Linked DNA regions of Homo sapiens: region 1 is linked to region 2. Evidence: chromatin contacts called from ENCODE Hi-C or POLR2A ChIA-PET data. All regions are on one chromosome and are shown on one strand. The core of a region is the stretch at or near the end of the contact, and the rest is flanking DNA. Distances in the headings are between cores, read along the strand shown.

Region 1 (2,718 bases), core at 199-2,698, 390 kb before region 2:
ATGTGTAAAGGGTCAGATAGTATAATATTTTAGGCACTGCGTGCCAAGGGAAGAAATCAAGGGCATTATGTAGGTATTTATATAAAAAGTTTTATTGATGAGATTAAAAATATAAACTTGTGTGCAAGTTTTTGTGGCTACGAATGTGAAAAAAATTGGATTCTTTTGGAATAACATTTTGTTTATTGGGATTCAATGTTTTAGCATTTTTTTGTCAGAGTCAGTTGCAAATATTCCTCCATTCTGATCTGTAATGAGATTTTACACATTTCATCCTTGAAAATATATTTTCACACAGATACTACCAAATGAGCATATGATTTTTTATTTTTTGGAGAAGGTCTTGCTCTGTCGCCCAGGCTGGAGTGCAGTGCCATGATCACAGCTCATTGCAGCCTCAACCCCCGGGCTCAGGTGATGATCCTACCTCACCCTCCCTAGTAGTTGGGACTACAGGCACATGCCACCACACCCAGCTAATTTTTTAACTTTTTGTAGAGATGAGTCTCAGTATGTTGCCTAGGTGGGTTTTAAACTCCTGGGCTCAAGCAATCCTCCCGCTTTGGCGTCCTCCCAAAGTGCTGGGATTACAGTGTGAGCCACCGTGCCAGCCATAGCATATGATTTTTATTGAGCATAGTCAGTGCTTGAGAGATACTTACAGAATCCTGTTAGATTCTTCTCAGTGTTTGCCTCTTAGCATGTCATTACATTGCAGATTAACCACTTGAAGGTTAGGTAGAAGCTCTTCATTTGCGTAGTTAAATGGATTTTGAAATATGGAAATTTCCTTTGCACTTACATAGGGGTCTGAAAGATGCTGTTGGAACTGTAGTTAGAGTTTAGAAATATTATGTCCACTGGAAATTTGTATGGGAATGGAAGTCTCACTTTTTGTTTTAACTTTTGACAGCAAAGAAAGTATATAAAGCAGTTTGACATTGTTTTGATTAAAACTATGCTAGCTGTCGAAATGACTTTACCAGAGTGTAAGTTTCACCAACAGTGCCGTTTTGCCTTGTAATTTTAGGTTGAATTCATTCAGAAATCAAATCAAGTCTGCCCTAAGGCTAATTTCCGAAACCATTCAGCGTTCAACAATAGTGGTTAAGGGTAGTTCTTGTTCAGGAAAAGAAATCAGTTCCATCCCTGTGCTCAGAAAAAAGTCAGTAAAACTTTAGCGCTGCTAAGACATCGAACTGTGTCAGAATTTTCACTTTTTGTTTCTGACAGAAACTCATGACCTGCTGATGGTCAGGTTCACAGGAGCGTGTTAAATTCATCACTGACATTACTCGTTCATGAGCACAATAGATTCATGTGTTTCCCACAAGGTACATGCTCATGAGTAATGCAGTGAGTAACCCTTACACAGGTTTTGCATGTTTGACCCCCTTTCTGTTCCACGCATTTTTACCACCATCAGTTGTAACACAGCCTAGCATATTCCAGTTTAGGCTGTACTCATTTAGTGTTTTCTCAGCTTCTCTGAAAATACTCTCACACGTAGCTCTTCCACATGGACTGTTCATACAGGCTGGTTCTTCAGTCACTTCAAACTTGGCATTGATTCCCTAAGTAAACAACAACTGAGCATTGTGGTAATAAACTCAGCAAGAGCCAGGGAAAACCACTGAAATAATTTGCCATGTTTCTTAATTGACAGTTGATGGTTGTTCCGAGTGTCCTCAACTCTGAGCAGCTGCTCTCACTGAAAGGCTAATAGTCTTAAACAAGGTTACTTTCTCTGGCCATATTTCTTCAGCTGTTACAATCAAACATGAGTTACTCACTCACTTGGTAAATGGCATTCCTTGCTTGTCTAACAAAAACTTTGAAAACTTGAAAATACTTTGGTTGCAGTCTCATTTCATTTTTTGTTTTGGTGAAGAAATTCTGCAGTGATAAGCTATTCCATTTTAAAATTTTGCATGTGTTTTGTTTTTGTTTTATGACCGTTGCTTTTCTGTGGGTTGGGAGGATTGAAGAAAGCTTAGTCTGTAAATGTTGGCATACATTGTATTCTTCTAGCATAGCTATAGTGTCATTGCATAATAAATAATGCTTTACCATGGAATTTGATAGCAAAATTATTTACATCCTACTGTGCCTTAAAAGTGTGGTATTCAGGGCCTTCTTTTTATTTGGATGGATGTGTATTTACTCCCTTTTTTTTTTTTTTAATGTCATGGTGTGGCAATACTGGTGACACTTGGAATATTTTCAAGTTATAACTGTGTCACTGCAGTTTGTGGTGCACCAAGCAGTGGTGCAGAGTCATGAGAGTGCAACACACTGCCTCAGTCTCCACTCCTCACCTCTGCTGTTGTAGCCTGGAAGTTCCCATAGACGATACACCAACAGGTGAGCGTGGCTGTGTTCCAGTGCATTTTTATTTATGGATGTTGAAGTTCGAATTTCATATCATTTTTACATATCATGAAATAGTCTTTTAAGTTTTTTCCCCAACCATTTAAAAATGAGCCGTACAAAAACAGGCATTGGGTTGGATTTGGCCTTCAGGCTATATAGTTTGTGGACAGACCCCTGGTCCAGAATCTAGTTAAATATAAGGAGCAATCCATTTGCTCTCAACCAGCTCTTCCTTCTGCCATAATAGTAATTCACTAGCACTGTTGTAGTTGTATATACTTTTTCAGTGGTACTGTGTTGAGGATCATTTGAAAGATCTTAATACATATTGCCAAATTGCTTTCT
Region 2 (2,700 bases), core at 40-2,539:
TGGATTGGATTCTGTCAATTTAAACAAAAATCTTATTTATTTATTTTTGTAAAGATGAGGTCTCACTCTGTTGCCCAGACTGGTCTCGAACTCCTGGGCTCAAGAGATCCTCTTGTCTCGGCCTGCCAAAGTGACAGGATTACAGGTATTAGCCACTGCACCCAGCCTAGACTCTATCAAAATTAAAAACGTTTGTGTCCAAAAGGACACTAATAAGAAAGCTAAAAGATAACTCATAGAATGAGAGAAAATATTTATAAATTATACCTGATAAGGGTCTAGTATACAGAATATATAAAGAACTCTTTTTTTTTTTTTCTTTTTTTGAGGCGGAGTCTTGCTCTGTCGCCTAGGCAGGAGTGCAGCAGCATGATCTTAGCTCACTGCAACCTCCACCTCCTGGGTTCAAGTGATTCTTCTGCCTCAGCCTCCTGAGTAGCTGGGACTACAGGTGCACACCACCATGCCCAGCTAATTTTTTTTTTTTTTTTTTTTTTTTTTTGAGGCAGAGTCTGGCCCTGATGTCCAGGCTGAGTGCAGTGGCATGCAATCTCGTCTCACTCAACCTCCACCTCCTGGGTTCAAGCGATTCTCCTGCCTCAGCCTCCCGCGTAGCCGGGATTACAGGTGTGTGCCACCACGTCCAGCTAATGTTTATATTTTTAGTAGAGATGGAGTTTTGCCATGTTGGCCAGGCTGGTCTTGAACTCCTGATCTCAGGTGATCCACCAACCTCAGCCTCCCAAAGTGCTGGGATTACAGGTGTGAGCCACCGCACCCGGCCTTAAGGAACTCTTAAAACTCAACAATAAAAGGACAAACAATCCAGTTAAAAAATGGGCAGCTAGCCAGATGTGTTGGCACATGCCTATAGTCTCAGCTACTTGAGAGGCTGAGGTGGGAGGATCCCCTGAGAACAGCCTGGGCAGCATAGTGAGACCACATTTCAAAAAAAAGGGCAAAGGGTTTGAATAGACAGTTCTCCAGAGAAGATATATCAGTGGCCAAAAAGCACATGAAAAGATGCCCAATATCATGAATCATTAGGGAAATGAAAATGAAAACCACAATGGGATACTACTTCACGACCACTAGAAGGGCTATAATAATGGGAAAATAACAAATGTTAGCAAAGATGTGGAGAAATTGGAACCCTCATACATTGTTGGTGGGAATGTAAAGTAGTTCAACCACTCTGCTAAACAGTTTGTGGCAGTTTTTCAGAAAAATTAAACATAGTTACTACATGACTCAGCAATTCCATTCCTAGGTACATACATAAGAGAACTGAAAACATATGTTCACACAAAATCTTGTGCATAGTAGCATTATTCATAACAGCCAAAATAGTTGGGTGGAAACAACTCAGATGTCTGTCAACTGAATGGATAAACAAAATATGGCATATCTATACAATGGAATATTATTCAGCCATAAAAGGGAATAAAGTGCTGATGATGTATGCTATAGTATGGATGAGCTCAAAAAATTAGGTTGATTGAAAGAAGCCAGACACAAAAAGCCATATTGTTTAATTCCACTTGGCAAATCCATAGACAGAAGGTAGATTTTCAGGTTGCTAGGGGATGGGGGAGGGAAGATGGGGAGTGACTGCTAACAGGTAGTATGGGGGTTGTTTTGGGGTGATGGAAATGTTCTGGAATTAGATATTGGTGATGGTTGTACAGCACTGTGACTATGCTAAAAATTATTGAATTATACAGTTTAACTTGGTGATTTTCATGTTATGTGACTTTTATTATTTATTTATTTATTTTGAGACCTAGTCTCGCTCTGTCGCCCAGGCCAGAGTGCAGTGGTGTGATCTCGGCTCACCGCAACCTCCACCTCCCTGGTTCAAGCAATTCTCGTGCCTCAGCCTCCCAAGTACCTGGGATTACAGCTGTGCACCACCACGCCCAGCTAATTTTTGTATTTTTAATAGAGATGGAATTTCACCATGTTGGCCAGGCTGGTCATGAACTTCTGGCCTCAAGCGATCCACTCACCCTGGCCTCCCAAAGTGCTGAGATTACAGGTGTGAGCCACCATGCCTGGCCTTATGTGACTTTTATCTGGAAACAAATGGGAAAAAAACTTGTCATAACAAATATTATTATTATTATTATTAGGTTATGATGTTTGTGGCTTTTGCCAGTTTGTTAAAATTTATGATTTATTTTCTCATTCTAAATTGAATATTGGCTGTCAATACCCAATTCTGTGCTCTTAAAATGGAGCCTCCAAACTCTGTAAACTCCAGGCTTCATGAAATCTGAATGCACCCAGGATATGTATTAGCATCAGATAAAAATCATTCAAGGACTGTGTCTTCTTTTTAAGCTTGAATTGAACAAATATGTTTATTTCTGCTCTGTCCCCAAGCCCCATTCACAGTGAGTAAGAGAATGAAAACAGCATAAATCTGCAAGAGCAGAAAGAACAGGAGACAGTAAATAAGTGGTATAAAAAAACTTCAGGGAAATGGAAGGTGGTTGGAGTAGATTAATTAGCTGAGAAAGTGGAATATAAAATATCTACAGAGGCGGATACCAATTCCTTGCATGATTCTAGCCAGTTCATATCACCTATCTCTAGGAAGACTCAGGAATTGAAGGTGCCAGGTATCTCTGAGGGTGCAAGCAAGATGTGAAGCTGAAAGCAGGAAATGGTTTAAAGTCAGTGGAAAGTTCTATACAT

Evidence for each region. A loop is a pair of places that touch in the nucleus more often than their neighbours do. ChIA-PET counts read pairs that join two places held with the same protein, here RNA polymerase II (POLR2A). Pooled maps may share reads with other maps.
Region 1: a loop to region 2 is called in a pooled map, with 5 times the contacts of the local background. The contact joins two enhancer-like sites. A Hi-C loop is called at or near these places in 2 of 37 single-sample maps with no recorded cell type and 5 of 50 pooled maps. POLR2A ChIA-PET finds 5 or more read pairs at or near these places in 2 of 52 experiments (SK-N-SH and common myeloid progenitor, CD34-positive).

What each region holds. Positions count from the first base shown.
Region 1 is chr17:65,021,866-65,024,583 of GRCh38, reverse strand. The region is part of intron 2 of GNA13 (G protein subunit alpha 13); the gene reads left to right. Among named protein-coding and RNA genes, the nearest start is that of GNA13, 34 kb to the left of the region's middle. Within about 2 kb of position 1,448, at least 8 of the 41 ENCODE cell types and tissues checked have a DNase peak (open chromatin) inside an H3K27ac peak, as active enhancers do.
Region 2 is chr17:64,634,405-64,637,104 of GRCh38, reverse strand. The region is part of intron 1 of SMURF2 (SMAD specific E3 ubiquitin protein ligase 2); the gene reads left to right. Among named protein-coding and RNA genes, the nearest start is that of SMURF2, 27 kb to the left of the region's middle. Within about 2 kb of position 1,289, at least 3 of the 41 ENCODE cell types and tissues checked have a DNase peak (open chromatin) inside an H3K27ac peak, as active enhancers do.